2 separate regions of the Homo sapiens genome follow, and region 1 is linked to region 2. A link is a loop called in an ENCODE intact Hi-C map of the cell type or tissue named here. Cell type or tissue: heart right ventricle. All regions are shown on one strand. Each heading gives the region's core, and the rest is flanking DNA. Links, peaks and the distances in the headings are about the cores only.

Region 1 (10,167 bases), core at 5,168-10,167, 240 kb after region 2:
CTACTTAAAATATGTAGCACAAAGGTACCACCTACAACGGAATGTGATCCAATAGGGTTGTGTGGAACCCAGGCATCTGCATTTTAGCAAACTCGCTGCATTCATCTGACAGGCTGCAGAGGACCCACTGTATTTTGCAGCACACTGATGTGGTGATTTAAAGTGGAGGCTCCGGTCAGAGGTAGATTTACAGCAGACACCTGTAATCCCAGCACTTTTGGAGGCCAAAGTGGAAGGATCGCTTGAGCCCAGGAATGTGAGACAAGGCTGGGCAACATAGTCCAGGGAAAGAGGAGGGGAGGGAAGGGGAGGGGGAGGGGGAAGGGAGGAGGAGGGAGAGGGGAGGGGAGGGAGAGGGGGAGGGGGAGGGGAAGAAGAAGGGGAGGGGAAGGGGGAAGGGAGGGGAGGGAAAAAGAAAAGAGGAGGCTCTGAATCCTGACAATGACTCTTGAGAATGACACTGCTCATTTCCCCCCGATTCTGCAGCTGAGGGAACTGAGGCTGAGAGAGGTTAAAGGGGCTGTCCCCGCGGTTGCACACAGCCACACCTGCAGAGCAGGTCTCACTGTCCTCAAAGCCTTACTTTTCTGGTATCCCTTCACTATCCGTTGGTCTGACCATGTCACCTCAACTTTCTCCATGTTCCGCTAGCACTAAAAAGACCCAAGAATCCCCCGGGCATTGGGCTGCCTTTCCGAGATCCCTGCTACAGGAAGCCCCCGTCACCAGTGCCGAAAGGAGCAGAGTCCCCGCCCTTCCCCCACCTCCCTTTCCCCACTCCTCACCATTGCGTGCCTGGACAACCTTTATTTGCCTGAACATTTCACCCCGAATGAAGTCCCGGTCATGTCCGGTGTCTGCCAGCCCCGGTGTCACTGAGAGACCCAAAGAGAACGCGCTGGTAAAGGTCTTGGCAGAGTTGCGGGTTGGGAGATGTGATTAAGGGTCGGGGGGCGGGGCATCTCCTTGGACGCCCACTCACCTTTTTCATCCCGCACATCCTTCGTCATCCTCAAGACTGGGGAGAGACGCCAGCAGCATGTTCTAGACGCTCCCCTCACTCAAAGAACCTCCCTGGGGTTTCTCTGTGTTCCCCCAACTCCCAGAGTCCAAGACTTTCTTCCAGCCCCAGGGCAAGGCACTTTGGAGCTCTGAAATGTTCCACTCATTTTGCGGATGAGAAAACCCAGGCCCAGGGACATAAAGTTTCTTGTCTAAAAGCAACCAGCTAGTGAGTAGTAAGGAGGGAATTTCATTCCAGTGTGTCTGGACTGTTTAGGGAATGCAGGCAGCCTGGAGGTTCTAATCCCAGCTCAGGGCTGGGCTTAGGGGAGGTGCTCACCAATGACTCAAACCTGCTCGCTAATGATTCTGCTCCTTCAGTTCATACACACCCCCGCATGCCTCCCTCTGAGGCTGGTGAGGAGGTCAGCTCCCTCCTGTGTCACCATGGTCACCCCCAGGGACACGACCAGCAGCCCCTCCGGCTCCACCCCTATCCCAGCGTTTCCGAATCCGACCCACCCTACAGGTTGGGAGCCCTCATGGCTGCTGTCCCGGGGCCACCTGGTCCCCCTGATTCAGCCGCCTTACCTCTGGACAGAAGCACACTGAGGAGAACAACCAGGAGAAGCAGGATCAGAGACACCACCGGGCAGAGATACTTCCAGGTCTTTTTTTATTTTTTATTTTATTTTGTTTTTGTTTTTTTTTTTTTTTTCCGAGACGGAATCTTGCTCTGTCGCCCAGGTTGGAGTGCAGTGGCGCAATCTCCGCTCTCTGCAAGCTTTGCCTCCTGGGTTCACGCCATTCTCCTGCCTCAGCCTCCCGAGTAGCTGGGACTACAGGCGCCCGCCACCGCGCCCGGCTAATTTTTTGTATTTTTAGTAGAGATGGGGTTTCACCGTGTTAGCCAGGATGGTCTCGATCTCCTGACCTCGTGATCCACCCGTCTCAGCCTCCCAAAGTGCTGGGATTACAGGCGTGAGCCACCGCGCCCGGCATTTCCAGGTCTTGTCATGGGGCTTCTGTGCCCGTTGCCCTGGGTGGAAACCAGGTCAGCTTCCCCTCCCTTCAGGGATACCCACTCTCTTTTCCTTAGATGCCCGAGACTCCTCTCAGGCTGCAGGGAAATCGCTGAATCCCCCGTGCTCTTCTGGGACCCCTGCTGAATGCACCGGATGTTGAGGACTCAGAAAAGACTAGAAAAAGAAGCCTGTCCCTCTGGGATGTGGAGTAATGAGGAGGAAGCCTCAGAAAGATGGGAACTCCATGCCCTCTCTTTCTCCTGCCTATGGTTAGAGTGCAGGGGCAACCCAGCACCCAGCTCTTTTTTTTTTTTTTTTTTTTTTTGAGATGGTGTCTCGCACTACCACCCGGCCTGGAGTGCAGTGGCACGATCTCAGCTCACTGCAACCTCCGCCTCCAGGGTTCAAGAGATTCTCCTGCCTCAGCCTCCCAAGTAGCTGGGATTACAGGCGCCCGCCACCACACCCAGCTAAATTTTTTGTATTTTTTAGTAGAGACGGGTTTTCGCCTGTTGGCCAGGCTGGTCTTGAACTCCTTACCTTGTGATTCACCTACCTCGGCCTCCCAAAGTGCTGGGATTATAAGCGTGAGCCTCCGCGCCTGGCCCACCAAGCTCTTAATTGCACATAAAAGGGTTTCTGGTCCCAGCTTCTTGACTCACCAGTTTCCCCCAGCCTGGGGGGAAGTTTGGGCCCCAATGCTGATAATTCTTTGGGGTCCTTGCTGCTAGCATCCCTGCCTTCAATCATGACCGCAGCTCACTCTGCTCTGAGATGCTCCTACTCTACATGCTTATTTCTGGGAAACTCCACCCAGCCCTTGGAAGGAAACACTCCCCTTCAAGTCTCTTACACTGCTCCTCCTTCCTGGCTTAGAGTGTGGCCCGAGATCCTGAGATATCTGGTCATCTGTTAACACAGCCGGAAAGAGGACCTGGGTCTCTGAGCTCAGGAGGCAGTGGGCACCAAGTCTCCTCTGCAAAGCTGATTTCTGTCCAAGGTGACTGAAACACAAAGCAACAGAGAACGGAATCTCAGATCCCTGTACTGACACCCCCACCGCCACTCTCTGCTTCTCACAGCTTAGCATGAAAAGTGCTCTTGGCTTCTCACGATGAAGTGGTGGACATTTCAACCGAGGAAATGATTTGTGTGACTCTTTTCTTGGACACCGAGGACAATGACATTTCCCAACAGCTTTCATTCATCTCCCCAGCTAGGTAGCTACTTGTAGTTTTAATGTGGCCAACAAGCATATGAAAAAAAAATCTTTACATCACCGGTCACTAGAGAAATGCAAATCAAAACCATAATGAGATTCCATCTCACATCAGTCAGAATGGCTATTACTACAAAGCCAAAAAATAACAGATGCTGGGGGCAGGGGGTTGCAGAGAAAACGGAATCCTTATACACTGTTGGTGGGGGGTGTAAATTAGTTCAACCATGGTGAAAAGCAGTGTGGCGATTCCTTAAAGAGCTAAAAACAGAACTACCATTTGACCCAGCAACCTGATTATAGAGTATTCATCCAAAGGAATATAAATCATTCTACCATAAAGACACACACATGAGAATATTTATCGTAGCACTATTCACAATAGCAAAGACATGGAATCAACCTAAATGCCCATCAATGATAGACTGGATAAAGAAAATGTGGTACAGATACACCATGGAATACTGTGCAGCCATGCAAAAGAACAAGATCACGTCCTTTGTAGGAACATGGATGGAGCTGGGGTCCATTATCTTAAGCAAACTAACGTAGGAACAGAAAACCAAATACCACATGTTCTCACTTATAAGTGGGAGCTAAATGATTTGAACACACGGACACATAGAGGGGAACAACACACACTGGGGCCTATTGGAGGCTGGAGGGTAGGAGGAGTGAGCGGATCAGGAAAAATAACTAATGAGTACTAGGCCTAATACCTGGGTAACAAAAATAATCTGTAGAACAAACTCCCGTGACACAGGTTTACCTGTGTAACAAACCTGCACATGTACCCCTGAACGTAAAATGATATTTTAAAAAAATGAATACAGGCCAGGTGCGGTGGCTCCTACTTGTAATCCCAGCACTTTGGGAGGCCGAGGCAGACAGATCACCTGAGGTCAGGAGTTCAAGACCAGTCTGGCCAACATGGTGAAACCCTGTCTCTACTAAAAATACAAAAATTGGCTGGGCGTGAGGGTGGGTCTCTGTAGTCCCAGCTACTCGGGAGGCTGAGGCAGGAGAATCACTTGAACCCAGGAGACGGAGGTTGCAGTGAGCCAAGATCACACCATTGCACTCCAGCCTGGGCAACAGAGAGAGATTCCATCTCAAAAAAGGAAAAAAATATCCAATCCACTGTTGATGGGCACCTAGGCTGATTCCACATCTTTGCTATTGTGAGTAGTGCTGCAGTAAACACACAAGTGCATGTGTCTACCTAGTAGAATAACGTATTTTCTTTTGGGTAGATACCCACTGATAGGATTGCTGGGTCAAATGGTAGCTCTGTTTAAAGTTCTTTGAGAAATCTCCAAACTGCTTTCCACAGTGGCTAGACCAATTTACATTCTCACCAGCAGTGTTCCCTTTTCTCTGCAATTTTACCAGTATTTGGTTGTTTTTTTTTTTTTTCACTTTTTAGTAACAGCCATTCTGACGGGTGTGAGATGGAATCTTATTGTGGTTTTGACTTGCATTTGTCTGATGATTAACGAAGAGGAACATTTTTTCATTTGTTTGTTGGCTGCTTCCCTATTCAATAAATGTTCGTGGGATAACTGGCTAACCATGTGCAGAAGAATGAACCGGGACCCTGACCTTTCACCATGTACAAAAATTAACTCGAGATGAATTACAGATTTAAATGTAAGACCTCAAAGTATTAAAATCTTAGAAGAAAACCTAAGAAACATCCTTCTTGACATCAGCCTTGGCAAATAATTTTTGGCAAATCCCAAAAACCAATTACAACAAAAACAACAGAGTGAGACTCTTTCTCATATTTATATTGAGTATCACAGTCTTCTAAATAATTCCAATGTATTGAAATATAATGCCCTAATCCTGATATTTGTTGTTTTAGGTCACTATGTTTTGGTGGGGGGCTGACTTGTTACATAGTAATAGACAACTATTACACAGGCTTAAGCACTTAATAAATATCTTTTTTTTTTTTTTTTTTGAGACAGAGTCTCACTCTGTCACCCAGGCTGGAGTGCAGTGGTATGATCTCAGCTCACTGCAACCTCCACCTCCCGGGTTCAAGCAAAGCTCCTGCCTCAGCCTCCCTAGTAAAGTAGCTGGGACTACAGGCATGCACCATCATACCCGGCTAATTTTTGTATTTTTAGTAGAGACGAGGTTTCACCATGTTGGCCAGGCTGGTCTTGAACTCCCAACCTCAAGTGATCCTCCCGCTTCGGCCTCCCAAAGTGCTGGGATTACAGGTGTGAGTCCTTTTTTTTTTTTTTTTTCTTAAGATACAGGGTCTCACTCTGTTGCCCAAGATGGAGTGCAGTGTGCCTGGCCTTAATAAGTACCTTTTGAAAGCACAAATGAACTATACAATTGGAGTTTATCATACAGAAGCACAGTCCGACTGGGACCCAACTGTGTCAGCGTCACTCCCAGATACCTTGCCTATCAGCACTTCCTTATGACAACCACGTTAAAATCATATGTTACCTGTTCATGAAATAAATCGCAATTAAAGGACAACTGCTCAAGTTCTAGCCAACTTCTTGGGGGTGAGTCTGGGGAGAAGTTTAGAAGCAATATTTCTGACAAATAAATAGCGATATCGTGTGGTACTAGTGTTGATCGTGTTTGTCATTTATTCAGAAATGTTTACTGAACCGGCTGGGGGTGATGGCTCATACCTATAATCCCAGCAGTTTGGGAGGCTGAGACGGGCAGATCACTTGAGACCAAGAGTTTGAGACTAGCCTGGCCAACATGGCGAAACCCCGTCTCTACTAAAAATACAAAAACTAGCTAGGCGTGGTGGCACACACCTGTAATCCTAGGTACTCAGGAGGCTTAGGCACGAGAATCTCTTGAGCCCGGGAGACAGAGGTTGCAGAGAGCCAAGACTGCACCACTGTACTCCAGCCTGGGCGACAGAGTGAGATGAAAAGAAAGGAAGAGAGAGAGAGAGAGAGAAAGAGAGAGACAGAGAGAGAGAGAAAGAAGAAAGAAGGAAAGAAAGAGAGAGAAGAAAGAAAAAGAAAGGAAGGAAGGAAGAAAGAAAGAAAAAAGAAAGAAAAAGAGAGAAAGAAAGAAGAAAGAAAGGGAGGAGGGAGGAAGGAAGAAGGGAGAGATGGATGGAGGGAGGGAGGAAGGAAGGAAGGAGAGCTAGAGATAGAAGAAGAAAGAAAGAGGAAAAAAGAGAAAGAAAGAAAGGGAAAGGAAAGGAAAGGAAGGAAAAAAGAAAGAGCAAAAACAAAAGGAGGGGAGTGGAGGGGGATCACGCCACTGCACTCCAACCTGTTGACAGAGTGAGACTCCATCTAAAAAAAAAAAATGCTATTTTATATTTTATTTTTTGAGATAGTCTCACTCTGTTGCCCAGGCTGGAGTGCAGTGGCGCAATCTTGGCTCACTGCAACCTCCACCAACCAGGTTCAAGTGATTATCTTGCCTCAGCCTCCCATGGAGCTGAGACTACAGGCGTGTGCCACCATGCCTGGCTACATATTTTGTATTTTTAGTAGAGATGGGGTTTCGCCATGTTGGCCAGGCTGGCCTCAAACTCATGGCCTCAAGTGATCCACCCACCTCGGCTTCCCAAAGTGCTGGGATTACAGGTGTGAGCCACCGCGTCCAGGCTAAAAATGCTGTTTTAAACACTGGGAAGCACAGGAAAAGATGCTCAACATTATTGGTCATTAGAGAGGGGAAGGAAGGGGCGGGGGAGGGGAGAGAAGGAGAAATATTTACTGAATTATGTCTAGGCTCTCTTCAAGCAGGTGTCTTAGATGGGTCTCCAGAAGCAGATTGAGATAAAGAGCCTGGTGTTGGGCCTATTGTTAAGTGTGAGCCTTAATCGGAGAGGGGGTGCGGTTCACTGGGAACCTCTAGAGGACAGTGTAGGGAATGCACTGAGTTATTCCAGGAAAAGGGCTGGAGGGTGGGGGGTTGAAGGATTCATCTGCCAGCAACCATCAGTCCTTGGTTAAGAACCAATCAATGAGAGGTTAATTTCCCAACACTTCTGGGCTTGTCTGAGAGGCAGAGTGAGATCCAGCTACAGGAAGCTCTGCAGCAAAGAGACGTTGGCAGTTGGAAGACAGGATAGTAAATATTGCAACAGCAATATGCAAAGAGTTACAGGCAGAGCTCTAACAGAATCTACTATAATTGAATAAACAGAACAAGAACAGACAGGACAAAAGAGATCTCTCTGCCTTATGGAACTTGCAGCTCGATGAAGAAGACAAACGATAAAGGATTGCGTACCCTATCTGCTTTCAATAAACTAGGAAACAAACACTCTCTCAGAGCAATAAAATGCTATGACAAAAACTGATCATGGGATAAAAATTATCTGGGATGGGGGGCTGTTTAGATAGAGGAGGAAGAGCTTGGATGAAAAGGTGCCATTTCAGCCAATCCTGGAATCAGATGAGACTCAGTCACAAAAGAGCTGGGAGAAAAGCATTCCAAGCACAGGGAACCGCAAATCCAAAGGCTGTGAGAGAAGAACAGAGAGTCTATTAGGGAATCAGAATTGAGCCCAGGGCGGCCAAGTGCAGAGAGGGAGGGAGAGCAGCTGGGAAGGAGGTTTGAGGGGTCTGCAGGGATCAGTGGTGCCGAGTCCCTTATGCTAAGAGATAAATGTTTGTAGCAGGATCTTATTGGGAGACATTCACTGAGGTTTCCTTCAGCTCCCACCCCCTTGCACTTCCATGTGCCCCCATCGCTTTCAGAAAAAAAAGAAGCGCCTCCTATATGCACAGCAGAGAGGGCAGGCAGAGCTCATTCAATGAGCACACGTTAGAATTCTTGGCCAGGCGCAGTGGCTCACGCCTGTAATCCCCAACTCTTTGGGAGGCCGAGGCAGGCAGATCAGGAGGTCAGAAGTTCGAGACCAGCCTGACCAACATGGCAAAACCCCGTCTCTGCTAATAATACAAAAATCAGCCGGGCGTAGTGGCACGCGCTTGTAATCCCAGCTACTCCAGAGGCTGAGGCAGGAGAATGGCTTGAACCCAGGAGGCGGAGGTTGCAGTGAGCCGAGATTGTGCCACTGTACTCCAGCCTGGGTGACAGAGCAAGACTCTGTCTCAAAACAAAAAACAAAACAAAACAAAGAAACAAAAAGAATTCTTGCCGGACAGGCATGGTGGCTCACACCTGTAATCCCAGAACTTTGGGAGGCTAAGGCAGGCAGATCACTTGAAGCCAGGAGTTCGAGACCAGCCTGGACAACATGGTGAAACCCCATCTCTACTGAAAATACAAAAATCAGCCATGCGTGGTGGTGTGCACCTGTAATCTCAGCTACTCAGGAGGCTGAGGCAGGAGAATCATTTGAATCCGGGAGGCAGAGGTCACAGTGAACCGAGATCACACCACTGCACTCTAGCCTGGGTGACAGAGTGAGACTCTGTCTCAAAAAAAAAAAAAAAATTGTTGCCATTGATTTCCAAGATACACAAATAACAGTCTCAAAAGACCTTTTGAGATCTGCAAGAGCCAGGCTTTCTGAGGCAGGAAGTAATAATGGCCACGTTTATAGTGCATTTTCTATAAAGTGGCACAGCTCTGAGCCCCTTATATTTAGTCCCTGGGATGAGTCTGACGTAGGTGCTGTTGTCTCCATTATATGGTTGGGAAACCAAAGCACAGAGAAGGGAATTAACTTGCCCAAGTCACACAGCAGAGCTGAGGCTTGAGCCCAAGCAGTCCGGCTCCAGATCCCATGCCTTTGGGTGGTGTTTGCATCCAGTGGTCTGGCTTTGAATCTCTAGAGCCAAAAGGGATGACCCTGACCCTGACCCCCCCAAAAATGGGCCAGGGAGGCCTGTGCTGGGAATGGAGGAGGAACTTAGAGGTGAAAGGATGGGGATGCACCTTCCCCCCGACACTCTTATGAGAGCACCTGGCACACAGTTGGGAGGGAGGGGTGCTCAGGTAGCATCTGCTGGACAGGCTGCCTGTGCAGCATCAGGGACCCAGAAGAGAAAGGGACTCAGAGCCTCAATATTGCCCCTTAAATCCATCCTAAAACCTGGTCCCTCTCCTGCTCAAGCACCTCCCATAGCTCCTTATTGCCCACATGATAAAGTCCATTGTTGGGCTCTGAACCTGCGATCCATGTGGTCAGCCAGAGAGGCAGTCAGGGTCTTGGCTTCAGAGACCCTGCCCCACTTCCACCCACACACACCCTGGATCCTTGCAGTCCCCAAGCAGCCCCTGCTGGCTTTAGATGAGACTCAGGCAGAGGTGACAAACATTTTATTCCTGGGAATCTGCAAAGGTGGGTGGGTGGGGTTAGGGTGGATCCCTGCAGGCCTCAGCTCAGTGGCTCCACCAGCAGCTAAAGTCCGCCCTCCGCATGCATGATCAGCTCTGGCTTCCTGCCGGGCTCCATGTGGTGCCGCAGGAAGCGGAAGCCCAGCAGCGTGAGTGCCAGGACCACCTTCATCTCGGCCACGGCGAACACCTGCCCCATGCAGATCCTGCGGGCAGATGAGAGGACTCTGACTGTGCCCAAGACCCGCATCCTGGCCCCATCCTGGCACCATCCCCCAAACCAGGCACAGCTCTGAGAGGATTACTGTCTGCAAAATAGAAAAGCAATGCTGCAAAATGAAATAAATATACATTAGATATATAGCCTAAGTTATGTCACATTCATTTCTCTTTGCCTTTAGAGTTCATAGTTAAATTTTTCATTCCAAAATGATGAATATTCCCATAAAAAAGACAAGTAAGCAAAAGTAAGAAATAGAAGTTATCCACAATCCCATGTCAAAATAAGCACTGTAAATATTCTCTCACACGTCCAGGTTTTTTATTTATATGTAATCTTTTTATCTGGGAAAATGCTTATTAATATCTAAATTTATTACATTTACGTGCAATATTTTTGTTTAAAAATGCTATTTTAGGCTGGGTGTGGTGGCTCATGCC
Region 2 (17,140 bases), core at 5,799-10,798:
GCCCTCCTCGGCCTCACAAAATGCTGGAATTACAGGCATGGGCTGCTGCACCCAGTCAACTTCTCACTAGTTATGGCCTTATCATTTTCACCACATTCTATTGGCCAAAAAAAGTAAAACGTCCACCATGAATCAATGTGGGGCAAAATAGGCTCCATCTCTTAATGGAAGTTGCTAAAAAATCACATTGCAAAAGATGTGGATGCAGGGAGAAGAGAAGAAATGGAGCCAAGCGTTTTGTGAAACGACTAGGATTTTTTTTTCTCCTGTGAGCTAATAAATTAGCTTGTTACTTTTGCATGGATTCTGCCAGAAGACACGAGACTTCTGGGTCAAAGACAAAAGTTTATTACTCATGTCTCAGCAAGTGGCATGTGCATCTTGTTGGTTTGGATCCTTTCTCTAAGCCACCCAAATTCCCTGGGGTGATAAGGTGGGCTTCTATAGATGCCTGCCATGTAGTATATTTGCATGATGGGGAGGAGCATTAGGCTTAGAGAATCAGCTTTTAGAGCAAGCAGAATAAGCCTAACGTGTGTCCCAGAGGAGCCATTACCTTATACCCCAAGGCTGTTCTCTGCAAACACAATGCTGAGAAATAGCCCAGATTAAGAACCTCAGGGTTGACCGGGTGTGGTGGCTCATGCTTGTAATCCCAGCACATTGGTATCACTTGAGGTCAGGAGTTCGAGACCAGCCTGGCCAACATGGCAAAACCCTGTCTCTACTAAAAATACAAAAATTAGCAGGGCGTGGTGGTGCGTGCCTGTAACCCCAGCTACTCAGGAGGCTGAGACAGGAGAATTGCTTGAACCCAGCAGGCAGAGGTTGCAGTGAGCCAAGACTGTGCCACTGCACTCCAGCCTGGGCAACAGAACGAGACTCCATCTCAAAAACTAGCAAACAAACAAAACAAACAAACAACAACAACAACAAAACTTCAGAGTTTTGCATTCTTGGCATGCTCAGAAAAAAATGTTCAGGGGGATCACAGGGACTTTTTGTAATCAATTTATAACAATGAAGATGAATCAAGATAATATTTATTGAGAACTCATCATATGACAGAAATGATGTAATATGCCTATTCCATGGTGTATGTGGTCTCATTTAATTTACACCGCCTTGTGAAGTAGAGGATATTTTCCACCCTCTCCCCCATGCCATGACAAATGGTGAAACTGAGGGCCAGAGAGGTTAGAGAGATTTCCCAAGTTCACCCAGCTTGTCAGTGAGTCTAAGAGTGGGGGAAAAGGGGTTCTAGCCTGGCTCCCTGGCATCAAAGCAGGTCATCTTGATTGCTATTGAGGATTTGACAGGTGAGACCTAGAGGAGGGCTGTGAGTTGACCAAGGGTACACACAGCTTAGGAATCACAGCTGGGGCTTGAACCCAGCCATGGGATCTTCATCTCCTAATAGTAACAGCTTCCACTCTCACCCAAGCGTAGTCCTCCCTGAGGATGGGGGTCTGGGACAGAAAACCAGGAGCATGCCTCTGGGGGAGTCCATCCTGGTGGTTGGGGTTGCAGGGGGACTCAGAGGAGCCAAGGCCTGGCCCCAGCCCTGCTCCCTTCTCTGGCCAGGCCAAGTGGCAACGCCTGGCCATGGAGGGCAGCACCTGTCTGGATGTGTTTGAGCACATCAGCCTTATGACCCTGGACAGTCTGCAGAAATGCATCTTCAGCTTTGACAGCAATTGTCAGGAGTGAGTTCTTGCCCAGGGCCTGGGAACATGGGATGGAGTGGGGGTGTGGGTGTGGGGAGAGCAAAGCCCAGGGAGACAAGAAGAGCCTTCCTGGAGAGATGATGAGAACTAGGCATTGAAGGACAAAGAAGGAGAGAAGGAGAGAGAGAGAGAGCGAGAGAAAGAGAAGTTTCCTCCAAACAAGTGGAACTGTTTGGGTCAAGGCAAGGAGGCTAAGATGAACAGAGCATGTGCAACAGGCAGTTGGGAGACACTTGGAAATGAAGGTGGAGGGGTTGGCAGTTAACTAGATCTTAAGGATCTTGAAAAGTCAGACAAAGGGAGATGCATTTTATCCAAGGTTCCTAAGGAGCCATGGAGGTGTTTGAGCAGATGAGAGACATGGTCAGTACTGAGCTTGGACACTGGACTCTATGGGACTCTATGGAAGATTGACTGTCATGTAGACACAGCATGCAAGGATGCCAGGGAGAGGAGGTCTGAGTTTGGTGGAGAAAATGGGGCAGATTTGGGAGAAACTGAGTAATAATAGGCAGGAGCAGATGTTTTATAAGACAGAGAGAGGAGATGCCCATGATGGCCAAGCTGTGCCCTGGGGACCTGGGGCAGGAGGCAGCTCACAGAGAGTGGGAGGCAGAGAGTGAAGTGCGCTTGCAGGACACCCCTTTCTGCATGGAATGTGGTCCTGGGATTCTGGCTGGAAGGTGCTCCCAGGCTTTCATGTGGGTAAGGAGCTGCTTCCTCTCTCTGGACTGGCCCTGCAGGAAGCCCAGTGAATATATTACTGCGATCATGGAGCTCAGTGCCCTTGTAGTGAAACGGAATAACCAGTTCTTCCGGTACAAGGACTTCCTGTACTTCCTCACTCCCTGTGGACGGCGCTTCCACAGGGCCTGCAGACTGGTGCACGACTTCACAGATGCCGTCATCCAGGAGCGGCGCCGCACCCTCACTAGCCAGGGTGTTGATGACTTCCTCCAAGCCAAGGCCAAGTCCAAGACTTTGGACTTTATTGATGTGCTCCTGCTGAGCGAGGTGGGCCTCTCTGGGATCTGAATTCAAGAGGTAAAATGGAGCTTCAGGTCAAATGTCAGATTGAAGGACCGGACTTGATACAGAGGGCACTAAGGAGCCATGGAAGGTGCTCGAAGAAGGGAGGGACAAGTCAGATAAATTTTAGAGGTGATTGCATAGAAAGCTTCCTGGGAAGAACAAACAGGAGGTCGGAAGGAAGCATGTGGGGGTAGATCTGGAGGTGACAAGGGAGGGATCCTTCTGGGATAATGGGTCTTCAGAGACTGTTTCAGTTTAGACTCCAGTGACCCCAGAACTAGTGTGATTGGGGTTCTTGTCTCCAGGATAAAAATGGTAAAGAGTTGTCAGATGAGGACATAAGAGCAGAAGCTGACACTTTCATGTTTGGAGGTGAGTGTCCCAGTCTGGGGCTACAGTGGGGACAGGGGTCTCTCCACTCCAGGGAAGTGGAGGGCCGGCCCTGAATCACTTCATTCTGCCCAACCTCCCCCTCCCCTCAACCTTCCTGAGAGCCTCAATGTATGGGCGCTGTCCACCCTCTGGGTGCTGAAGCAGCCCAGAGACTCAAGCCTGCCTGGCTGACCCTCAGGCCATGACACCACGGCCAGTGGCCTCTCCTGGGTCTTGTACAACCTCGCGAGGCACCCAGAATACCAAGAACGCTGCCGGCAGGAGGTGCAAGAGCTTCTGAAGGACCGTGAGCCTAAAGAGATTGAATGGTGAGTGCAGGTGCTGGTGGCTCTGCCTTTCTGCCTTTCTGAGTCCTTCTCGTTGGTTCTTCTCCCCAGGTGGGGGAAAAGGGGAGGATCTTTTTGATGATTCTGCCATTGTTGCCTAGTGGGAATAGGAGTAGAGCCCAGAAACAGGCTAGCAAGGGTAACATTGCATGCTTTGGGGACAGAATGGTCTGGGAGTCCATATTTATTTCCCCACTAACTTGCTATGCAAGCTTAGTAAAATCAATTCCCTTTTCTGAACAACTTTTCTCCTTTGTAAATTGGGGGTGTGGGGAATTGCTGTCCCACAGGGCTGCTTGGAGAATTAACGGCAAATACCGCAATGACTTTTGGACCAATCTAATATTATGATTTATCAAAACATTCTCTTATCAACGCGTGTTTTTATACTTTCCAGCCTTTTGGTATAAAAGACATGATGTGTTGAATATCGGTGTACGATGATCATTGCTGACATGTCATCTTTGTAGAGCAGATTCCTAGAAGTGCAACTGCTGAGCCAAAGACCATTTGAGTTTTACAATTCAATAGCTCTTGGGAAATCTACTGCTATACACAGATTTTGAGAATACCAAATTTCCTCATAACCTCCCCAGAAGTGCCTATTATGAAACTAAAACATTTGCCAATCTGATAGATGCAATATAATATTTTGTTATTTTAATGAACATAACTTTAAATGTGGGTAAAGTTGAGCACTGTTTTCACCTGCCGATGAGCCATCCATATCTATTTTTCTGTGAAGTCAGTTTTTGCGTAATTTGTTTTTTCTACTTTGGGTCGTACTAGTTTTCTTATTTACTTATAAAAACTCTTTACATATTAAGAAAATTATTTCTTTTTTCTGTTATGCAAAATGTTGCCTCGCATTGTCTTGGACTTTATTTTTATTTTTGGTTCATTTATTTGTCACCAAATTTATTAATTTTTTCTTTTATAATTCCTGTTTGTGTTTCTTAAAAAAATATTTAAAAACCATTTTATACTCTAATAGTAAAATGCAAAACTCTTGTTTGACTTATTTTAATAGGCTTATATATTTTTAAAAGTTTAACATTTTATCAATATTTTTCACATTTAGAAATTTTTCCCTTTGAAATCTATGTTGGAATCTATTTTTTCTCCAAATGTCTAATTGTCCCAACCAAGTTTAATGAATATTTTGTCCTTGTGTCATGATTCTAAATAACAACAAATTCACAAGAAACTATGTGTGTGTATATATATATATATAGTGTATATATATAGTGTATATATATATAGTGTTTGTGTATATATATATACACACACACATACTATATATAGTGTATACACTATATATATATGTATTTTAAGGCAACAAATAAAACCATATATATATATGCCTATCTTAGGCATGTATGTATATATATGGTTTTATTTGTTGCCTTCATTTTGTTCCATTTATTATGTAGTCCTACATGAGCAGCATGAAGTCTACTTTTAAAAACACTTTAATATTTGGTAGAGTTTGTTCTGTCTCATTACTTTGTGTTTACAGTTTTTTTTCCCTCGAGTTCCTATTTTTTTCCATTTGAACTCTGTGATCAGGTTAGCCAGTTTGACAAATACTTTTGAAAATGTTAATTAATAAATTTTTTGGACCTTAGGTGCTAATGTTTGAGTTAACGATGCTCTTCAATTCATGGCAAATTCTCGTCATTTTTCTATACAATACGTATTTCTTCCCATTTATCTCAAATCTCTCCTTCCAGCTCTCCATCAGTATGATTACAAAATGGTGGATACTTTTATCTGTAAAACTTGTTGTTGGGGTGGATACATTTTAAAATTCTATATATGTTTTTATTTCACAGATGTTGTGCTGGTTCTTACCTTTTCAGAAATATAGCACTATGATTTGTGCTACGTTTGCAGCACCGTGGTTGCATGCTATGATTTGTGCTATATAAATGTAGCACTATGATTTGCAGCACCGTGGTTCTAAGTACATTTATTCTCTTGCTTTTAGCTATGATCTAGTCCTTTTCTCTTCAGTTCTGTAGTGGATACCTGGACTGCTTCTATCTCTCCAGTGCAATGACCATCTTTGTGCATATCTCTTTATCTGCATGTCTGATAATTTCTCTGGGATCTACAGTTGGGAACCAGCTTGCTGGGCTGTAAAACACACATCTTTCCTTGGCCATGTCCTGGAGGTTGCCTTCCATATTGGCAGCTTCTGTGCACCCCACTGTCAGTGCATGTGACCCCTCTACCCACACCTCAGCCAACCCTTGGCAACACCTACCTTTGGCCATTCTAGCCTCGAATAGATGTGAAGTGGTACCTCGTTGTCAGCTAGCTTCCATTTCTATGACAGCTAGTGACTTTGCGCATCTCCTCTTACATTTCTCATGTTTGAGCATCCATGAATTCTTAGATCAAATCCTTTGTCTACTTTTCACTTGGGTTACCTGTTCGTTCTCTTGTAGATTTGCAGGAATTCCTAACATATTCAGATATTGTTCTGGATATCTATCTATCTATCTATCTATCTATCTATCTATCTATCTTAGGCATCTTCTCTGAATCTCTTATCTCTCATTGGAATGTTAATTGGGTCCACTGTATCTTTTACTGCACAGAAATCCTTAATTTGCATGCGTATTTATCCTTTATATTTTATCTTGTTTAAGCTTTTGGGGTTTTAAGAATTCCTACTCTTAAGTCACAAAAATTTCTCCTATGTTATCATCTTTTAACATTATAATTTTACCTTTCTCATAAAGGAAAAGACTCCACCTTGTATATGCAGTAGACAAGAACCTGTTTCTCTCTGTTCCCACATTTCCAGTGGTCTGAACAACTTCCACCACACTATCCATTCTCCAGGGGCGTGTGGACCTTCCTTTAGCAGATGTTAAGTTTCCCCCTATTCACAGGCCTGATTCTGAGCTCTCTACTCTGTTCTATGGATCTGTTTTTCTGTTCTTGCAGCAGTCCCACAGTTTTTTTAAAATTATTTTATTTTTATTAGTATGCATTTGTAATATCTCTTAATATCTGGAAGCTTGGGTTCTCCTTCTTCAATCTTTTATTTAAAAATTGACCTAGCTTGGATAGGGCATGGTGGCTTATGCCTGTAATCCCAGCACTTTGGGAGGCTGAGGCAGGCAGATCACTTGAGGTCAGGAGTTTGAGACCAGCCTGGCCAACATGGTGAAACCCCATCTATACTAAAAATACAAAAATTAGTTGGGTGTGGTGGTGCACACCTGTAATCCCAGCTACTTGGGAGGCTGAGGCACAAGAATCGCTTGAACGCAGGAAGTGGAGGTTGCAGTGAGCTGAGATCAGGCCACTGCACTCCAGCCTGGGTGACAGAGTGAGAATCCATCTCAAAAAAAAAAAAAAAATTGACCTAGCCCTTGATGAACTTTAAAATTCCTTCAATTAGAATAAGATTTCAAAGTTCCAAAAAGAATCCAGCTAGATTTTTATTAATTGCATGAAGTATATTGATTAGTTTAGAAATAATTGACACCTTTACAACATATGGTCATCCCACCCTACAGTGTGGAGTGGAGATTATTTATTCAAATAACTTTATAAGCCCTTTGTAGAGATGTTTTTTTCCTGCTTTTGTTACCTCTTTATATAATTTTAAATACTTTTTCACACAAACAAATGAACACTTTTGTTTTTGAGATGGAGTTGCTCTGCCTCCCAAACTGGAGTGCGGTGGAGTGATCTCGGCTCACTGCAACCTCTGCCTCTCAGGTTCGAGGGATTCTCCTGCCTCAGCCTCCTGAGTAGCTGGGACTACAGGTGCCCACCACCATGCGTGGCTAATTTTTGTGTTTTTAGTAGAGATGGGATTTCACCATGTTGGTCAGGCTGGTGTGGAACTCCTGACCTCAAGTGATCCTCCTGCCTCAGGCTTCCAAAGTGCTGGGATTACAGGAGTGAGCCACTGCACCCCGCCGGAATGAATACTTTTAAGAGACACCCTCTGAATATTGTTTTGCTCAGAAATACCTCTAAAAACACCAGGTCAACTTTTCTTCTAGTAGTTTTGTGACTTTGGTTTTCTAATGCTTACATCTTTGTTGCTTCTGGAATTAATTTTGTTATAGGACTGAGGGTCAGAGGGAGGTGGTGAGAGGGTCTCCAGGGGCAGCAGGAGGGCCGTGTATGCTCTCTGGATAATTGTTGGGTGTTTCCTTAGGGACGACCTGGCCCAGTTGCCCTTCCTGACCATGTGCCTGAAGGAGAGCCTGCGGTTGCATCCCCCAATCCCTACATTCGCCCGCGGCTGCACCCAGGACGTGGTGCTCCCAGACAGCCGAGTCATCCCCAAAGGTGCCCTCCATGGCAGGGGAGGAGGGTCCTGGGCAGGGCGGTGGTCCCAGCAGGCAGCTCGGACCTTGTTCTTACTGTCCTCTCCTGCACGACAGGGAATGTCTGTAACATCAACATCTTCGCAATCCATCACAACCCCTCAGTCTGGCCAGACCCTGAGGTGCTGCCCCTCCCTGTTTCTCCATCCCCCGGGCCTGGTCGGGGGAGGGGTCTTGTCCCGGAAAACCAGATACTCCCTCTCTACTCCACCCACATCTGTTTTATGTGGGGGTGGCTGGGTGTCCTGAGAGGCCCCATCAGCAGCCTTAACTTGCCTCCACCCCAGGTCTATGACCCCTTCCGCTTCGACCCAGAAAACGCCCAGAAGAGGTCACCTATGGCTTTTATTCCTTTCTCGGCGGGGCCCAGGTGAGGCCAGGGGGTGTCTGAGGTGGGCATGGGCTGAGGGTGGCACAGATGGCTGCCTTGTCAGATGCCTGACTTGTAGGACCACGTGTTTCTGTGATAGGGGTTTTAAAGAAGATCCTAGGAAAAAGGGTGTGCTCAGAGCCTCCTGCCCCGTCTGGTTTCAGTTGGGGCTGGGGTCTGGGCTAGGCTCTGGGAATATGCAAGCCCACATGGGGGTCCCAGACCCAGCTTCCCCCCTGTCTGCCCAAGGTGATCTGGGTGGGGTTGGGGGTTCCGGGCCTGGTTCCTGGCGCAGTGGGGCCGGGATCTGGGTCCTGGGTGCAGTCAGACCTTCCACCTTGGCCCCCAGGAACTGCATCGGGCAGAAGTTCGCGATGGCAGAGATGAAGGTGGTCCTGGCGCTCACGCTGCTGCGCTTCCGCATCCTGCCCGACCACAGGGAGCCACGCAGGACGCCGGAGATTGTTTTGCGTGCGGAGGACGGACTTTGGCTGCGAGTAGAACCCCTGGGCTGAGGCCTGCAGTGACCCACCCACCTACCTTTGCATCACCTACCTTTGCACCAACTACCTTTTCAGATTTCCGGTAATAAATCTGTGTTGGCCCCTGTGCCTCAGTCCCGCGGATGGCCAGTAGGGGGCGCTGGAGGACTGCGGGGATCTAGGGCCTGGCTGGGAAGAGGCGGGGAGATGTCTCTGTGCCCAAGATACTCACTGCCTCTCTGGGTGAGCACAGGAGCCCCGTGCTGAGGGTGGGATCTCCCAGAGTCTAAGTAAAGACTTTTTCCCCCCCAAAATAATTGTGTATTCTGATATAAATTTTTGCCAATTTAGAATCCCTGTTTTTTAGCTAGGTGCATAGCAGCCTGAAATACAGATCACATTTGAAAGCCTTTCTTGAAGCTCAATTGGTTAAGTGACTGTGGCTGTCCCATGTGTAGAAGCCAAAGATTATGTGGTAATTCTGGTAACCTTTCTTAAGAGAAAGCTGCTACAGTCTGTCTGCTCAGTCCTCCCCTCTTCCTTCCTGCTGCTTGGAAGATTTTTTTTTTTTTTTGAGACATGGTGTCTCTCGTCGCCCAGGCCGGAGTGCAGTGGCTCACTGCAACCTCCACCTCCTGGGTTCAAGTGATTCTCCTGACTCAGTCGCCTGAGTAGATAGGATAACAGGCGCCTACCACCACACCCGGCTAATTGTATTTTTAGTACAGATGGGGTTTTGCTATGTTGGCCAGGCTGGTCTCAAACTCCTGGCCTCAAGTGATCAGCCCACCTCAGCCTCCCAAAGTGCCAGAATTGCAGGTGTGAGAATAAAAATTCTTGAGTTTCAATGTTTATTTTAGAATCAGGTGCTAACATGCAAATTTATTACAAAGGTATATTGCATCATGCTGAGGTTTGGAGTATGAATGACTCCATCACCCATGTAGTGAGCATAGTATCTAATAGGCAGTTTTTCAGCTTTTCCCCCTCCCTGCTTCCCCTGTCTAGTAGTCCCCAGGATCTGTTGTTCCCATCTTTATTACCATGTGTATCCAATGCATACCTCCCACTTATAAGTGAGAACATGCAATATTTTGTTTTCTGTTCCTGCATTAGTTTGCTTAGGATAATGGCCCCCAGCTGCATCTATGTTGCTGCAAACGACATGATTTTGTACTTTTTAATGACTGCATAGTATTTCATGGTGTATTTCTACACATTTTCTTTATCCACTCCACCATTGATGGGCACCTGTGTTGATTCAGCATCTTCGCTATTGTGATTAGAGCTGCGATAAACATGTGGATGCTTGTGTCTTTTTGGCAGAATGATTTATTTTCTTTTGGGTGTATACCCAGTCGTGGGATTGCTAGGTCAAATGGTAGTTCAACTCTCAATTCTCTGAGAAATATCCTAACTGCTCTCCACACTCCATTAGTTTAGTGGCTGAACTAATTTATATTTCCACCAACAGTGTATAAATGTTCCTTTTTCTCCATAGCCTTGGCAACATCTGCTATTTTTTGACTTTTTAACAAATTGCTTGCAAGATTGATGTGGCCTCTGGAGCTCCATCTTGGCTCATGAGGACAGGGACTGCTATTTAGGGCAGATGGGGCAGATGGCTAGAAGCAGTCAGGGTCTATGACCCTAGATCCATGCTGTGACCTGAATGTTTATGTAGCCCCCAAATCCATACATTGAAGCCTAGTCTGCATATGGTGGTATTAAGAGGGGAGGCCTTTGGGAGGTGATTAAGTTGTGAGGGCTCTGCCTTCGTAAGTGAGATTACCCCTTATAACAGAGACCTGAGGGAGCTTGTTTGCCCCTTCCACCATGTAAAGACACGTGCAAGGTGCCATCTATGAGGAACAGGCCCTTAGTTGACACTGAACCTGCAGGCACCTTGATCTTGGACTTCCCAGCCTCCAAAATTGTAAGCAATAAATACCTGTTGTTTATAAACTACCTAGTGTAAGTTATGTTGTCATAGCAGCCTGAATGGGCTAAGATAATCCATATCCCCTTGGAATTGTACTAAACATCACCTTGAAGTTGTATTATAAATGTCAGAATCCCAGTCTGCTATTCACTAGCTGATTGGCTTGGGGAAAACTTGTTTATCTCTGTAGCCCTGGTTTTGTTTACCACTTAATAGTATTCACCTCATTGGGCTGCTGGAAGACTGAACAAGCCAGTATCTACAACATCCCTGAGCCACATCTGTTGGGTATTAGCGGTCCATGAGGGTTAATTGCCTCTCTTTCTCTTCTTTTTGCATCACATTTGAAGTTTTGACATTTTAAAAAATCGCAAGAGGTTGCTTCAAGCTTTGGGATGCATGGCAACCTTCTCTTGAGGAAAATTCATTCGAATGTTTTGTGTGCTCAAAATATCCGTTATTACATCCGAGAATCTACAGTGGACTTTGGTGAAAGGTTGGCCCAAAGCTTAGAACGGAAAAAATTAATTTTTCCAGAGAGGCACGACTCAGAATTTATTCCTGTCTAAAAAGTTCAGGTCATGAAGGTTTTCAAGTGAGAGGAAGGTAGAGGGTGTGGGCTGGGCGGGGGGCGGGCGGGGGGGGGGAGGGGCCGCCCCTTTCAGCACCAGGGACAGCGGCTGCACCTGGACTTTCCCCTGTCTGACTGTAGGGGGCTCCTGCGGGGCGCAGAGTCCAAGGACTGAGCGCTTTTCAGGGGCCCATAGATTGGGAACCTGGAAGGATTATTGGCTGCAAAATAAGAATGGAACATTGCAAAACGAAATAAATAACTATTTAATATATTCTATGCTGAAAGTCAATTTTTCTTCCCTTTAAAGTTTAAGTTTCATAAATAATGCATGCTTATAGAAGAAATTGCAAGAAATAAAAATCATCCATAATTTCAAAATGTCAGAATAATCACTGTTTATATTTTCTTGCATATGCTTCCAGTTTTTAATTCATATGTGATCTTTTTACATATGAAAATGTTTATTTACATCTATATAGCTGTGTCATATCACATTTGCATGTAATTTTGTTTACAAGTGCTATTTTCCTGCCAAATGAGCACATGAAAAGATGCTAAACATTATTCCCATTATGCAAACCAAAAGCACAACGTGATGTCACCTCAACACCTACAGGATGGCTAGCATCTAAAAAAGGGAATATAACAAATGTTGGAGAGGATATGGAGTAATCGAAGCCCTCATCCATTCCTGGTGTGACTGTAAAAATGGTGCAGCTGCTGTGGAAAACAGTCTGGAGATTCTGAAAAACTAAAACATAGAATTACTATATGATGCAATTCCACGATATCATATTAAGCTCCTAGCTATATACTCAAAAGAATAGAAAACAGTTGTTCAAACAAAAAAGCTTGTACATTCGTGCTTATAGCAGCCCTATTCACAATTGCCAAAAGGTAGAAAGAACTCAAATATCCATTAACAGATGGATGGATAAAGAAAATGTGATCTATTCGTATAATGAAATATTACTCAGCCATTAAAAGGAATGAAGTACTGATACATACTACCACCTGGATGAACCTTGAATACATTATAGTATGTGAAAGAAGTCAGACACAAAAGGTCACATAGTGTATGATTTATTTATAAGAAATGTCCATCTGGGTGTGGTGGCTCATGCCTGTAATCCCAGCACTTTGGGAGGCCCAGGCAGGCAGATCACTTGAGGTCAGGAGTTCAAGAGCAGCCTGGCCAACAGGGTGAAACCCCGTCGCTACTAAAAATACAAGAAAAATTAGCTGGGCGTCATGGGATATGCCTGTAATCCAAGTTACTTGGGAGGCTGAGGCAGGAGAATCACTTGAACCCAGGAAGTGGAGGTTGTGGTGAGCTGAGATCATGCCATCACGCCACTGCACTCCAGTCTGGGCAACAGAGTGAGACTCTGTCTCAAAAAAAAAAATGTCCAGAATAGGCAAATCTATAGAGACAGAAAGGAGATTGGTGGTGTCAGGAGCTGTGGGGAAGTGGGAAGAGGAAGTGCTAATGGGGTCAGGATTTCCTGCTGGGTGGTGAAGATGTTCTGGACCTAGATAGTGGTGAAGTTTCCACAACACTGTGCATATACCAAATGCTACTAAATTGTACCCTTTAAAATGGTGAATTTTATGTTTTGTGAATTTTACCCAAACAAAAAATGCTATTTTATCTCAAATTTTTGTTAATTTGGGCTACTCACACGATATGCTGTTAACATCTTTCCATGACATCAAATCATTTTATGAAACATTATTTTGTGGTTTTAACAAATATTTGGGTTATGTATTCAAACCACTCTATTTCTTAAAAATGGCGTGATGTTACAAAATGATATAAAAGTGCTTTGTCTCACGTTGCAAGAATTGTCTTCATACAAGTTGACAGTTTGAGGTATCATTGGTTACAAATTGAGTAACTTCATCAAATAAGTTTTGGGGTAAAGATTTCATTTTCAAAGCAATAGATAACAACTATTTTTTGTCTTTCTACTCAATATATGGGTAGTTTACATACCGCAGTTACAGTGTTATAGTATTGTGTTTGTCTATGTACTTACAGTGAGTTTTGTACCTTCAGATGATTTCTTATTGCTCATTAACATCTTCTTCTTTCAGTGAGGAACTCCCTTTAGCATTTCTTTTAAGACAGGTCTGCAGATCCCTTAGGTTTTGTGTGTCTGGGAAAATCTTTATTTCTCCTTCATGTTTGAAGAATATTTTTGCTGGATATACTATTCTAGGATAAAAGTTCTTCCCTTCAGCACTTTAAATATGTCATGCCACTCTCTCAGCATATGAGGTTTCCACTGAGAAGTCTTCTGCCAGACATATTGGAGCTCCTTTGTATGTTATTTGTTTCTTTTCTCCTGTTGCTTTTAGGATCCTTTATCCTTGGCCTTTGGGAGTTTAATTATTAATCTTTTTTTTTTTTTGACAGGATCTGGCTCTGTTACTCAGGCTGTAGTGCAGAGGCATGATCTCAGCTCACTGCAACCTCTGCCCCCTGGGCTTAAGCCGTCCTTCAACCTCAGTCTCCCAAGTAGCTGGGACTACAGATGCATACCACCATGCCCGGCTAATATATATATATGGTAGATACAGGGTTTTGCCATGTTGCCCAGGCTAGTCTCAAACTCCTGGGCTCAAGCAATCCACCTGCCTCGGCAACCTAAAGTGCTGAGATTACAGGTGTGAGCCGCCCTGCTCAGCCTAACTATTAAATGTTTTGAGTTAGTCTTATTTGGATTAAATCTGCCTGCTTTTCTGTAACCTTCTTGTACTTGAATGTTGATATCTTTCTCTAGGTTTGGGAAGTTCTGTTATTATCCTGATCTCTCTCCACCTCCTCTTTAAGGCCAAGAATTGTTAAATTTGCCCTTTTGAGGCTATTTTCTAGATCCTGTAGGCCTACTTCATTTTAAAATTCTTCTTTCTTTTATCTTCTCTAACTGTGAATTTTCAAATAGTCTGTCTTCAAGATCACTAATTCTTTGTTTTGCTTGATCAGTTCCGCTGTTGAGGGACTCTGATGCATTCTTCAGTATGTCAAATGGATTTTTCAGCTCCAGGATTTCTTTGGTTCTTTTAAATTATTTCAATCTTGGTTCTTCTTAATTATTTCGATCTCTTTGTTAAATTTACCTGATAGGATTCTGAATTCCTTCTTTGTGTTGTCTTGAATTTTACTGAGCATTCTCAAAACAGCTATTTTGAATTATCTGCCTGAAAGGTCACATATCTTTGTCACTCTGGAATTGATCACTGGTGTTGTATTTAGCTCATGTGGTGAAGTCATGTTTTCCTGGATGGTCTTGATGCTTGTGAATGTTTGTTGATGTCTGGGCATTGAAGAGTTAGGCATTTACTGTAGTCTTTGTGGTCTGGGCTTGTTCGTACCTGTCCTTCTTGGGAAAGCTTTCCAAATATTCAAAGGGAATTGAGTGCAGTAATCTAAGTCTTTGATAACCACAGCTGTATCTACACAGGGAGCACCTCAATCCCAGTAATGCTGGGACTCTTGCAGATTAGTAGAAGTACTGCCTTGGTTGTCTTGGGTAAGATCTGGGAAAATTCCCTGGATTCCCAGGCAGAGACTCTTCTCTTCCCTTACTTTCCCCCAAACAAATGTGTCTCTCTCTCGATCTGTGCTGATCTGTCTGGAGCTAGGGGAGGGTTGACACAAACACCCCTGTGGCATCTACCACTGGGACTGTGCTGAGTCAGACCTGAGGCCACCACAGCACTGGGTCTTGCCCAAGGCACACAGTGACCACTGCTTGGCTACCACCTGTGTTGACTCAAGGCCCAAGGGCTGCATAATCAGCATGTGGTAAATCTAGCCAGGCCTTGTGACCTTCCCTTCAGTGCAGTGAGTTCCCCACATATCTGGTGGGTCCAGAGATACTGTCCAGGAGCTGTGGCCTGGAATCAGGGACTCCAGGTGCTCCATCCCACTGTGGCTAAGCTGGTACCCAAGCTGCAAGACAAGGTCCCCTTTACTCTTACCTCTCCTTTCCTCAAGCAGAAGGAGCTTCTCCCCGTGGCCACTACGGCTGGGAATGTGCTGGGTCACACCTGAAGCCCGTATGGCACTGAGTCTCACCCAAGGCCTGCAACAAGTACAACCCAGCTACCACTGATGATTATTCAGGGCCTATGTCCTCTTTAATCTGCAGGTGGTAAATCCTGCCAGGACTGGGTCCTTCCCTTCAAGGCAGCATGTTTCCTTTGTCCAAGAGTGTGTTTAGAAATGTTGTCTGGGAGCTAGAGCGTGGAATGGGAGCCTCAGGATGCTGTCTGGTGCCCTATTCTTCTGTGGCTGAGCTGGTATCCAAGCTGCCTCTCCTCAAGCAGAAGGAAGAAGTCTCTCCTGGAGCAGCAAGCTGTGCTGCCTGGAGTTGTGGGAGGGATGATGCTTGCCAAGACTCCCTTGGCTGCCCTGGCTGGTGCCTCACTAGGTTGTGTGCACCCCAAGTTCTCTGGCTCTGAGCCCAGCGCAGCACCAGGACTTGCTCCAGAATTGCAGTCCTTGTAGCTGGATTTACCACATACTGATTGTAGAGCCCTTGGGCCTTTAACAAACATAGGTGGTAGCCTTTCAAGTTTATTTAGGACCCTGGAGCACTTTAGCCTGCAATGGTGGTACTAGCTGGAACTCAGGTTCTGACCACTGGGATGGACAATTCCCTTCTGACTAGGGCTGGCCTAAATGCTTCCTCTGTCGGCACTGGCTAAATTCTACCCCATGTTGCTTTCTGCTGTGACAGGGCAGCACTGAGTTTCAATGCAAAGTCCCATGATCACTGTGCTCTCTCCCCTCCACTCAAGCACCCAGATTCTCTCTCCAGCCATGAGGCCACTTCTGGGAGATGGGGAAGTGTTAGTGTAGGCAATTTAAGACTCTTTTGGCCAGGCACAGTGGGTTACTCCTGTAATCCCAGAACTTTGGGAGGCCGAGGCAGGCAGATCACCTGAGGTCAAGAGTTCAAGGTCAGCCTGGCCAACGTGGTGAAACCCTGTCTCTACTAAAAATACAAAAATTAGCTGGGCGTGGTGGCATGAGCCTGTAGTCCCAGCTACTTGCGAGGCTGAGGCTTGAGAATTGCTTGAACCCGGGAGGCAGAGGTTGCAGTGAGCTATCGTGCCATTGCACTCCAGCCTGGGTGACAGAGCAAGATTCTGTCTCAAAAAAAAAAAAAAAAAGAAAAAAAAGAAAAAGAAAAAAGAAAAAAGAAAAAAAACCTGTCTTTTGTACATTCTTTAGTGCCTCTTTAAATTTTTAATTTTTGTGGGTACATACTAGGTATATATGTTTATGAGGTACATGAGATATTTTGATACAGGCATGCAATGCACAGTAATCAAATCATGGAGAATAGATTATCCATCCCCTCAAGCATTTATCCTTTGTGTTACAAACAATCCAGTTACATTCTTTTCATTATTTTAAAATGTACGATTAAGTTATTATTGACTATAGTCACCCTGTTGTACTATCAAATAGTAGGTCTTATTATAGGTCTAATTAATTCTTTCTATCTTTATTTGTACCCATTAACCATCCCTAACTTCCCCTCACTCCTCCACTCCCCTTCCCAGCCTCTGGTAACCATCCTTCTACTCTCTATCTCCATGAGTTCAAAGTACCTCTTTTTTTGATATGATGTTAAAACCAGATACCATGATCACTCACCTAATTTTTGGTTCTTATGAAGGTATTTTCTTGTGTGGATATTTGTTGTATTTGGCGTTCCTGTGGAGGAGACGATCAATGACGCATTTTATTCTGCCATCTTGCTCTACCTCCTCCTTTTTGTGATTCAGATGAGACTCCTTGACAGCTGGTGGCTAAATTTTCAAATGCAATATTTTTGGCAGAAAATATATTCACTCATGTAAAAAATAAAATGCACAGTGAAAAATGTTTCTTGTACCTATGCCCTTCATTTATC

The links. Peaks named below come from ENCODE experiments on the same cell type or tissue, not always from the same donor. Only the 100,000 strongest peaks of a DNase experiment are listed, where the experiment ranks them.
Region 1: a loop joins it to region 2, with 9 times the contacts of the local background. A loop is called at or near these places in 67 of 110 quality-filtered maps.

Annotation. Positions count from the first base shown.
Region 1 is chr19:15,862,127-15,872,293 of GRCh38, forward strand. It overlaps the pseudogene CLEC4OP and the pseudogene CYP4F36P. Among named protein-coding and RNA genes, the nearest start is that of CYP4F2, 31 kb to the right of the region's middle. RefSeq lists a silencer at 2,753-3,047. In heart right ventricle, for the core only: a CTCF peak has its summit at 7,107; no DNase peak of the experiment used is centred there; H3K27me3 peaks cover 1,976 bases.
Region 2 is chr19:15,620,635-15,637,774 of GRCh38, forward strand. CYP4F8 (cytochrome P450 family 4 subfamily F member 8) reads left to right here. Exons shown (of 13, transcript NM_007253.4): 6 at 1,585-1,706; 7 at 2,471-2,741; 8 at 3,065-3,131; 9 at 3,331-3,460; 10 at 7,668-7,801; 11 at 7,897-7,961; 12 at 8,127-8,209; 13 at 8,559-10,005. The coding sequence ends at 8,724. Among named protein-coding and RNA genes, the nearest start is that of CYP4F3, 12 kb to the right of the region's middle. RefSeq lists a silencer at 8,932-8,981. In heart right ventricle, for the core only: CTCF peaks have their summits at 8,835 (motif pointing right) and 9,035; a DNase peak (open chromatin) is centred at 8,847; H3K27me3 peaks cover 2,169 bases.